Regions from separate parts of the Homo sapiens genome. Here region 1 is linked to region 2. A link is a contact called in ENCODE Hi-C or POLR2A ChIA-PET data. All regions are on one chromosome and are shown on one strand. Each heading gives the region's core, a stretch centred on a gene start or an enhancer-like site at or near the end of the contact. The rest is flanking DNA. Distances are from core to core; before and after follow the strand shown.

Region 1 (5,336 bases), core at 801-3,300, 85 kb before region 2:
CTTCTGAACTCGCACACAGGACCCGCCAGGCCCAATGGGTGACTGCCCAGCTCAGCGCCCATGTTCAGGGGCTCAGCCCTCATGTCCAGAAGCCTGCAGGTCAACACGTGAGGGACAGACTCCTGCCTACTCAGCAACCGCTCAGCAGGGGCTGATGACATGGCCCGCGGTTCTCAGCCCAGGCATCTCCACAGGCACGGGTGGGGCCCGGGACTCACCTCCACGATGGTATCGGCCAGCCCCGGGTTGCACAGCAGCAGCCACCGGCGGGGGGTGATGCCATTGGTCTTATTCTGGAACTTCTCTGGCTCCAGTTCATAAAAATCCTTAAAGCTGCAAACACAGAGAACAGGGAACTGTCACAAATGCTGTGCCCTGCACCAGGTGAGCAACAGACCTTAAAGTCCTTTTAAGGAGGTCCCAGGAGCCCTCAAGCTCAGTGGTTCTGTTCTGTTTTCTAAGGAGAACAGAGTGACCGCGGCAGCTGCAGGCTCTGGGAGCCATACGAAGGCAGCACCTGCACCCCGGGGCATCTGTGGCTGGCTGTGCGGTTTGCCCAACCACAACCTTGCAGGCATTAGAGCCTGGCCATTCTCCAGAGCGGTCCGTGCGGAAACAGGTGTCCAAGTCATGACAGCCGAGACCGCAGGACTTCAGGGCTTGAGAAGCTGCGCTCGGTTTCCTCATAGCTACTGGGGAGGGGCCCGACACGAAGCTTGCTGCGGGCGCCACGCACAGAGCCTGCAGCCCAGCCCCGGGCACAGCCTCCGCTCCCGCCGGCTGCTGCCTGCTCAGTACTCACAGTAGGTGCTCAGCACATGCTACGTGAAAGAGTGGGAGTAATTCCTAGATCACGCCCCACCTAAGAGGGGCAAGAACAAGATCTGACCTAAGAATCCCACCTTCAAGCCCTGTCCAAGCCCTGCCAGCGGCAGGTGGACCAGTGGTGCAGAGCCTCCGACTGGACCCCCAGGAAGGCAGGGGCGCAGGAGAGCAACAGGAGACAAAGCCGTCTCCCCGTTGCCCGCAGAGCCAGAGCCCTCCAGAGGCCCCCGTGTGCTGGTCGGTGAACGCACAACAAGGCGTGACCCTGACAGGGTGTTCTGGGCAGCTCTGTCATTCCTATGGAGGCAGGGGCCTAGTGGCACAGGTTGTATGCTATATAGCTGGGTCCATGTGTTTGGTGGATGGTCCTAGACGCAGGCCTGGGTGTCAGACAGAGCTGGCCCCGCTCGGGCAAGCGCCCCACTCACACCGACTGTTTCACGATCTCCGAGTGGATCCTCGCCACACCATTGACAGCATGGGACCCAATCACACACAGGTGGGCCATGTTGATCCGCTTGCAGTCCCCCTCCTCGATCACAGACATCCTGCGCAGGCGGTCCACATCGCCGGGAAACAGCGCGGCCACGTGCTGGTGCCAAAACACAGAGGCAGGTGGGTGGGCACAGGAGGCCCCACGGAGACCCAGCACTCCCCATGACCAGGGGACACTCCATGACCACCCATGGGAAGCTCTGCTGCCTCCAGGGAAGTTCTGGGGCTGTGACAGCCAGACCTCCCTCAAGTGCTCCCAGACCCAGCAGGCACCTCCAAGGCATCTCACAAGAGCCCAGGCCCAGCTTGAGGAGGAGGCTCTCGCTCACCCAACTCCCCAGCCCAGGAAAGGGCCCAGCCCGGCCCAGGGACCCACAGGGCTGCTGTCTGAGGAAGATGGGTCTGAGGGAGAGGACGTGCAATTTAATTTACAAAGAGGAACCTGAGGCTGTGGGCCAGGCGTGGGGATCAGCCAATAGCTCTGCCAAGGGACAGCCCCCAGCCCCAAGCATCCTCTGCTGAACAGAGGGTGCCTCGTTCAAGGAGCAAAGCACCTCCTCTCCCAGGCCAGGTGGGGGGCCGTTGGCATGGGTGTAGCCGCCACCCTACACGGCCAGCTGGGCCCACACTCACGTCCAGGTGCCGCTGGTTGATGGCATAGATTATCTCCAGGTGCCGCGGCAGCAGCTTCTCAAACATGGACACGGGCCAGCGCTCCAAGGCCTCAGGCAGCACAGTGTGGTTGGTGTATGCACAGGTCTTCTTCGTGATTTCCCAGGCCTAGGCCATTAGAGAATGTTCCCATGTGTTTGTTTAGAAACAAGCAGCTCTCTGGCCAGTTGCCTAGGCAGGGTGAGCGTCCAGGATCCCAGGCAGATGCTGGGTACCCCAGGAAGGGCCACCGTCCCCTCTGCTCTCCAAGGTGGATCTGGAGCCCTCTGAAAGCCTGACACGCAGCCCAGAGCCCTCACTCTGCTGACGCAACCCACTGAAGTGTGACATTATGGTCCAGTGCGTGACACACACACAAATAAGACACAATCGCCTGCTACCTGGAGTCACCTTCACACTCTGCCGTCACTGGTAAACGGACAGACCATTGAGCAGTTTTCTATTTATTTCCACTAAAGTGGCCAGACATGGTGGGGAGGACACTGGTTACTACACAGACCTGCCCTATGCTGGCCAGAACTGGGGTACCCACAACAGGTACAGCCTCACCTGGAGTGCACACACCCCAAGACCAGAGAGGGGCTTGGGTTTCTACAAAACGGAGTTAAAAAAAATCGTTTTATGGTTTCTTTTGGTTTTATTTTTCTGGGTGTGTGCTGCCACACCTGGCTTTTTTTTTAGAGGTGGGGTCTTGCTGTATTGCCCAGGCTGGTCTCTAACTTCCGGCCTCAAGCAACCCTCCTGCCTTGGCTTCCCGAAGCACTAGGATTACGGGTGTGAGTCACCACATTGGCCTGTTTTATGGTTCCACATGTTGATTTGGTAACGGTTAGATTAAGAAAATCCTACCACACAAACATATTTAAGTCCAAAATACACTGAATCGCGAGGGCAGGTGCATGAATAGAGCACAGACCTCTAAACACTTAACGCTTTGGGGAGCTGTCACCAAATTTCAAGATGAGAATGCACCAACGGGAAACCCTGAGAAGTGTCACAGCCCTATCCTTATCATCTCCCCCGCGCCCTGACCCCATACTCTGGCCCCCGGAACCTCCGTCTCCTGGAACCAGACCCCTCCCACAGCTCGCGTCTCTCCTGGGCATGATGACCACACAGCTCTCCCAAGGCCAGGGAAGAGGCCCCCCAGCTCAGCTCCTTGTAGCCCTGGTCTGCACGGGCTCCAGGCTCTGGGGAGGTGCCGCCCTTTTCCTCCATGCTCACCTTGTCCCAGTCCACCTTCTCCACGTCCACCAGGATCCGCATGAGCTCAGGGATGGAGAGGGCGGGGTGGGTGTCGTTCAGCTGGATGGCCACCTGAAGGTCGCACAAGGGGTGCCATTCAGTCATTTCATCCCACGTGGGCACCCACGGTTGTTGGCATACGAAGCTCCCCAAGTGAAGGAGCCAGCCCAGCCCACCCCACCCCCGAGAAGCCTGGAGAACAGGGAGGGGTTCTGTGGAGGGAGCAGGGAGGACAGTCGGGCTCGCACTGTGGCAGGTGTGCGCTGTGCCCGATGTGCCTGCTGGTGAGTGCCCTACAGCTGTGTGCTCTGCTGCGGGTATGTGCTGCAGCCGGAGGGGAGGAGCCGTGGCCACCGGGGCTGGGGGCTCTCTCACTGGAACTATAGGGCTTTGTTTGGAATAACCCCATTTAGCCTGCCCAGCACATCTGACTTTGCACAGGAGCCTTTCACCATGTCCCTTGCTGACCTGACTCCTAACAAGGCCGGTGGCCCTTGTTCTGGAAGGGAGGGCCCAGGTGGGATCCTGGCCCAGAATGACGAGACCCCAAGACAAGGGGCATGTACCATTCCACTCTAGCCCCTTTTGGGACATGAGAAAGCAACCTCAAGAGCCTGAAGGCGCCCAGCCCCTGGCACTGAGATCCCTCCCAGGGCCACCATGCACCTTGTCTGGGAACGTCTCGAAACAGGTTCTCACAGGGTCCCGGCAGCCGAACTTGGACGACTTGAAGCGGCGGATGATGTCCTGGAGCGTGGCGGCCACCACGAAGTACTCCTGCTTCAGCCGCAGCTCCTTCCCCTCAAAGAACTGCACACAGCAGAGCAAGCTGGAGGGTGCAGGCTGGGCCATTCTCCTCCCCCAGGAAGCCCAGGTCAGCGACCTGGCTCAAAGGTGCAGGCAGAAGGCCGAGAGGAGCCCAGCCCAGCTGCCTGACACTGGGGCCTGCCTGTGTGCCCTCAGGTCACTGAGGAAGGTAACCCCGCCTGTGGGACACACCCCGGGACACAGTGTCCATCCGTCAGAAGTACAGTGCCAGCGCTGCTCAGGAGCTGCACTGTCCAAGCACAGGCCTTCTGGAACATTCTGTACCTGGGGCTTGGGGTCTGCCAACAGTCTCATGGGGACAGGGGAGTGCACTCTTTGATGAGCCTTCCGGCACCCAGGCCTTTGCTCCTGTGTGCACAGGTTACTTTCATAAAACAAAAAGCTCACTTTTAAACATGCTCTGCCCACTAGGGCATCTTCTAAGGACTTGTCAGGCAACAACAACAAAAAGAAAGCCACTGGGCACTAAATGCAGGTGGCAGTGGGGAACATGGCTGCGACACCATCACCTAGTATGGGAAGGGCATGTGCCAAGGACCTTTCAAATGTCCCCAGGCATCAATGCCAAGTAGGCGCTACGGTCCCCTGGACAGACAGATCACCTGCTTGGGGAAGTGGCACTGCAGGCTAGAACAGCACACAGACTGGAGGGCTGACGGGCTCCAGCTGGCCCCAAGGAGCGGCTGTGTGTTTATGAGGGGAGTGGATAAGAGGGGAAGGTGGCAGAGAGTGTCCTCGGAGAGAGGACCACAGAGCTGCCAAGAGGCACACGAAGAGCCGCTTGGGCTTTATGGAGGACAGTGCACCCTCTCCTCCCCAAGGGCATCGTGTGTGCACCTAAGGCGAGAGGGCCACCAGGTGGCTGCTTGCCAAGGCCAACAGCAGGCCCCACTGGGGAGCCCGGCCAGCCAGCCCACCTCTCTATGCCAGAAAGCGATACGGCCTGAGCAAGAGTGCCCAGGCCAGCTACTCACGTTATCATTTGGATACAGGACCCTGGAGATGTTCTCAGCCAAGTTCCGGTCCAGGACCGCCTCGATGTAGTCTCCCACGTTGACTAAGAAGAAATGGAGCGGGGTCAACACACACATGCCTCCTGGCACCAGCACTGCAACCGCTCAGGGGCCTACTTGCAAAGGCCAAGGAAACTCGCTCGAGCACAGGACTCCCCCAGCCGCTGCATTACTTCCCCTCACCCCCATCCCTGGAGGTAAACGTGATCCCTCCTGCAGCTCCCCTATGTACCGCACACAACTCCATCCCCCTCACTC
Region 2 (5,012 bases), core at 6-2,505:
GTGGGAGGGGAGGCGCTTCCAGATCTCCTGACACAAAGGGCTGCCCACCTCCCTGGTCCTTTACCCGAACCTTCAGGAGGCAGACGACACACACACTAGCCAGCCACTCTCTCCAAGGCAAGGGGAGGGGGACAAAAAGCAATTTTGAGATTTGTACAGTGCTTGCCAGGTCCTTCAAAAATGACTACCGGCCGCCCATGGCTCTTGCACAGCGGGTGGGAGGAAGAGTCCTTGTAATCCACCTCTCCCAAGGAACTCCTGCGCGAGGTTTCAGATTCCCCGCCTGCAGGCTATGGCTGACTTCCCCGTATCCTGTGTGACGTGGGATGTGTGGCTTCGCGCAGGTAAGGCTGGAATACAGGTGCCTGGAGGGACACCCAGAGCTGCCCAGGCACTTCCCGGCGGCTGCTTCCTTTGCACTTTGCACTTACAGGTGCACTTATAATAAAAACACCCTCCCTTCCACGCTCCCCTGGGCCCTCCCATCTCTCCTTCCTCTTCCACGCTCTCCTGGCTGTTGAATGTTTTCCACTGAAGGAGTCTAGTCTGTCCACCTAGGGGGCTCTCCCTCCCTCGGTCCAGGGCATTCGCGGCTCACAGGTCAGCTCGGGCAGAACCGCCCTGACCACCTATGAGCTCCTCGGGACACCACCCCAATGCCAGGGTGAATCGTCCTTACACCCTCAGTCCTGTCCGAGCGGCCTGATCCTACCTGTTTCCCAGAAACTGCTACGCGAAGCTTCCCCGCCGGGCTCATCCAGGGCGGAGGGGTCTGTCCCTGACGCAGACTGGGGGCGGGTCCGCAAAAGCGGGCTGAATGAATGAACGCAGCAGGGCTGGGGCCCCCTGGGGCTACAGGCCCCTGCTATTTGGCCCGCCCTGTGGCCCAAAACACTGGACTTGCCCCCCACCGGTCAGCGGAGCCCAGACATCCAGGGAGCCCTAATGGAGCCTGGACAGGAAGGCAGCAGGAGGTGGGACCCGGGGTGCGAGTGACCCCGAGGCCGTCCTCCGGAGCGCAGCGCGCCCGCGTGGGGGAGGCCCGCCTACAGTCGGTGATCCCCGGCCGCCCCCGCCAGCGCCCCGGCCCGCCGCTTACCATGCACCGCGCGCTCCGCCACACCCACGGAGACGAGTGCCCTTTTCCGGGGAGCAGGCGGCAGCCGGTCTTTTGGGCTCCCCCGCCCCGGCCGGCGCCACCCCGGCCTCCACCCGCGGGATACGACCCCACGATTCCCTAGGGCCTGGGCTCCGCCCCATGCACGTGGCGTCACAGGCTGGGCGGGGGGGCGCACCCAGCCGCGCATGCGCAGGCGGGAGAGGAGGTGGGGGTCGGGGGACCCAGTTGCGCAGGCGCGGGCGGAGTATGGGTGCTCAGCTGCGTAGGCGCGATGGCCTTCTTTTCTTTCTGCAGGTGGCCTTGCGGTTTTCTCCAGTCCACAGCCGGGCTGGCGTCGGCCCAGAGAGGGGGGCTCGGCAGTCTGGTTCCCCGAGCGTCTCATGGCGGGCCCTCGCCAGATTCAAGGGGTTCCCTTGGCCAGTTTCCTTACGGCGCGGCGGAGCTGGCCCTCGTCGTCCCTGGTAGGGGGCAGCCTCACAGCCTGGACCGGCCTGTGCAATTTCCCCCATCCCTCCACGTCTACATTTTATTTTTTTCTTTTTCTTTTTTTAGGACAATGCATGATGGAAATGCAGCCACATCATAGCAGGCAGGTTCATGAAATCTGCCCTCCTCCCACCGTTTCTTGACCCCATTTTCTTATTTTTTTTTTTAACAGGTTCTCACCCAGGCTGGAGTGCAGTGATGTGGTCTCAGCTCACTGCAACCTCTGCCTCCCGGGTTCAAGCGATTCTGTTGCCTCAGCTTCCTGAGTAGCTGGGATTACAGGTGTGCGCCACCACGCCTGGCTAATTTTTGTACCTTTAGTAGTGACGAGGTTTCGCCCTGTTGGTCAGGCTGGTCTCGAACTCCTGACCTAAGGTGATCCGCCTGCCTCGGCCTCCCAAAGTGCTGGGTCTATAGGCATAAGCCACCACACCCGGCCCTTGACCCCATTTTCTGTCTTCCTAGAAATCACCAAGGTTGCAACTCCTGACTGTCCTGGCTCACAGGCTCCAGCTTACTTAAGGACCCCACGGTGGGGGCTGCCCACTTGCACACCTATGCTAGGCGCCCTCATTCCCGCAAGGGCCAGAGCCCCTTCCCGGCCCATGGCGTCTGGCCAAGGAGGTGTGGGTGCGCCCCAGCCAGGCCTGGTCCTAGAGGACGGCCCCACCTGCGCACTGGGGCATCTGGGAGAGCTATTAGTGGAAGAAGCCCAGGTTCCTGAAGCACCAAGTGGGCAAGAGTTTATTTTCAGGATGGGACGCTTTTGAGGGTGAATAAGTGCTAGCTGTATGGGATGCGGGGACAGTACACAGGCCCGGCCTGGCAGCCGGGCAATGCGGTGCCTGTTGGAAGGTCGCCCACAAGCACCTGGTTGGACACTGCCACTGAGATTTGGTTATTACAGAGGTTAGCCTATGCGGGCCTTCACTGATGGACCTTGAAGTGTTTCCCAGTTGCTTTGGGTTAGGAATAATGTGACTGGATCCCGTGGATTGTCTTTGTGCATGCATGTGGGTATATCTGTCAGAAATATTCTTAGAGGTGGAATTGGCTATGGTGGGATATGTCCTTTAAAATAATATATTAGCCAAACGTGGCTAAATTGCCCCCCTTAGACACTGTACTAATTTACACTCTGGCAAATAATGTGTAAGACTGTGGGTTTCCACACATCTTCACCAGTGGGGTCTTTCCAAACTTTTGGATCTTTCCCAATCCAATAATGACAAAACTATATCTCATGGTTTTAATTTACACTTCCTAGTATTTTGAGATCCTGTCGTGAAGTGGTGATGGCCCTGTTTCTGCCTGCTGCACTTGGCAACATGTGTTATCACTTCCTTTCTTTTCACCACTTTTTACTCTTAGAGTTTCTAGAATTTGTGAAAGTAAAATCTTTTTGCTGGCATGGGCTTTTGTGTGTATTATACACTGCTTGGAAAGGTCTTGCACCACATCTTCCCTTCGTAGATTGTTTCTCAATGTTTAATACTCAGCTCAAATGTCACCTCCTCAGACCATTTTATCTAGAATGGCCTCCTCTAGTTATTCTCTGTCACCTTTTATGTTATTTCCTTCATAGCACTCATCACACTGTAACCACCCAACAGCTTCTTCTTGCCTGTCGCCCAGATAGAGCCAATTTTTCAAGATGGGAATTGCAATAAAGAGTTCGATACACATAGAGCTGGCTAACCAGGAGAGCAGAGGCTTATTACTCCTCAAATCAGCCTCTCCTCAAATTCGGAGTCTAAGGAATTTTTTGGGGGGGGTTTGTTTTTGAGACAGTGTCTTGCTTTGTTGTCCAGGCTGGAGTGCAGTGGTGCAGTCTAGGCTTACTGCAACCTCCACCTCCTGTTCAAGCGATTCTCATGCCTCAGCCTTACAAGTAGCTGGGATTACAAGCGCACACCACCATGCCCAGCTAATTATTTGTATTTTTAGTAGAGACGGGGTTTCACCGTGTTGGCCAGGCTGGTCTCGAACTCCTGCTCTCAAGTGATTTGCCCTCCTTGGCCTCCCAAAGTGCTGGGATTGTGCCAGTCTGGAGGCTAGGGTTTTTAAAAGATAGTTTAGCAGTCAGGGGGCTAGGGAATGGTGAGTGCTGATTGGTTGGGTTAGGGATGAAATCCTGAAGAGATGAAGCTTTCGTCTTGCTCTGGGTTAGTTCCTGGGTTGGGGTCACAAGACGAGATAGCCAGTTTACCAGTCTGGGTGGCTAGTCCATCACAATGTGGGGTCTGAAAAATACCTTGAACACCAATCTTATGTTATATAATAGTAATATTATCTATTGGAGCAATTATGGAGGTTAGGAATCTTGTGGCTTCGGGCTGCATGACTCCTAAGCCATAATTTTTTTTTTTTTTTTTTTTTGAGATGAAGTCTTGCTCTTGTCCCCCAGGCTGGAGTGCAATGGTGTGATCTCGGCTCGCTGCAACCTCTGCCTCCCGGGTTCAAGCAATTATCCTGCCTCAGCCTCCTGAGTAGCTGGGATTACAGGCACCTGCCACCACGCCCGGCTAATTTTTATATTTTTAGTAGAGACAGGGTTTCACCATGTTGGCCAGGCTGGTCTTGAACTACTGACCTCAGGTGATCTGCCCACCCTGGCCTCCCAAAGTGCTGGGATTACAGGTGTGAGCCATCGCGCCCGGCCCATAAATTTTAATCTTGTGGCTAATTTGTTAGTTTCACAAAGGTGGTCTGGTCCCCAAGCAAGAAGGAGGTTTGTTTCAGGGGGGGGCTGTTATATTTGGTTTAAAGTGAAATTATAAACTAAGTTTCTCCACAGATTTGTTTGGCCTATGCCCAGGAATGTGCAAAGGCAGATTGGAGGTTAGAAGATGGAGTCGGTTAGGCCAGCTTTCTTTCACTGTTGTAATTTTCCTATGTCATATTTTTCTTATTGTCATAATTTTTGCAAAGACACAACACCCGTCATTACTTGTTTGCTGACTTGTTTATTGGTAAATTCTTTGTTCCACTACTGAAATGAAGCTCCATGAGAACAAATAAGTTGGTCTGTCCTGCTCACTGCTGCATGTCTGGCACTCTGTCTAGAACATGGTAGGTGCCTGTAGCATACATTATTGGTGCTAATGTCCCTTGCCTGCCTCTGCCGTCAGCTCTCTGATTGTTGTGGAGAGTTCCCCTGAATGCTGCCACCTCAAGCATCTCGTTGCTGTCCTCTTTAGGGCTTATCTTACGACTTTCTCCGGAAGCCTTGGGAGCAGGCGCAGCCTGGAATTCAGGGAAATTTAACATCCCCGGGGCAACTGCAGGGCAGTTTGGGTGGCCTTGGACAGACCCAGTCCCCTTTTTACCATGTAGTTCTCAGGAATAACTGCAGAATGTGCTAGGATTGCAGCATCTTGAGATAAGGGAGAACTGGCTGAACAGC

The links. Hi-C counts contacts between places; a loop is a spot of excess contacts on that map. ChIA-PET counts read pairs that join two places held with the same protein, here RNA polymerase II (POLR2A). Pooled maps may share reads with other maps.
Region 1: a map of right lobe of liver shows a loop between it and region 2 (4-fold over the local background). The contact joins the enhancer-like site here to the promoter of ENTPD6 in region 2. A Hi-C loop is called at or near these places in 13 of 168 maps with a recorded cell type or tissue (CD4-positive, alpha-beta T cell, IMR-90, OCI-LY7 and 9 more), 20 of 37 single-sample maps with no recorded cell type and 25 of 50 pooled maps. POLR2A ChIA-PET finds 5 or more read pairs at or near these places in 3 of 52 experiments (A549, CD4-positive, alpha-beta T cell and GM10248).

The regions. Positions count from the first base shown.
Region 1 is chr20:25,277,030-25,282,365 of GRCh38, reverse strand. PYGB (glycogen phosphorylase B) reads right to left here. Exons shown (of 20, transcript NM_002862.4): 7 at 5,040-5,122; 8 at 3,904-4,047; 9 at 3,217-3,309; 10 at 1,954-2,100; 11 at 1,254-1,417; 12 at 219-333. Among named protein-coding and RNA genes, the nearest start is that of PYGB, 32 kb to the right of the region's middle. Within about 2 kb of position 2,050, at least 7 of the 41 ENCODE cell types and tissues checked have a DNase peak (open chromatin) inside an H3K27ac peak, as active enhancers do.
Region 2 is chr20:25,191,955-25,196,966 of GRCh38, reverse strand. ENTPD6 (ectonucleoside triphosphate diphosphohydrolase 6) reads right to left here and starts at 1,255. Exons shown (of 15, transcript NM_001247.5): 1 at 1,100-1,255. It overlaps LOC101926889 (a long non-coding RNA gene), which reads left to right and starts at 75. Exons shown (of 6, transcript NR_109994.1): 1 at 75-344. RefSeq lists enhancers at 110-259, 640-709, 1,560-1,799 and a silencer at 1,000-1,419.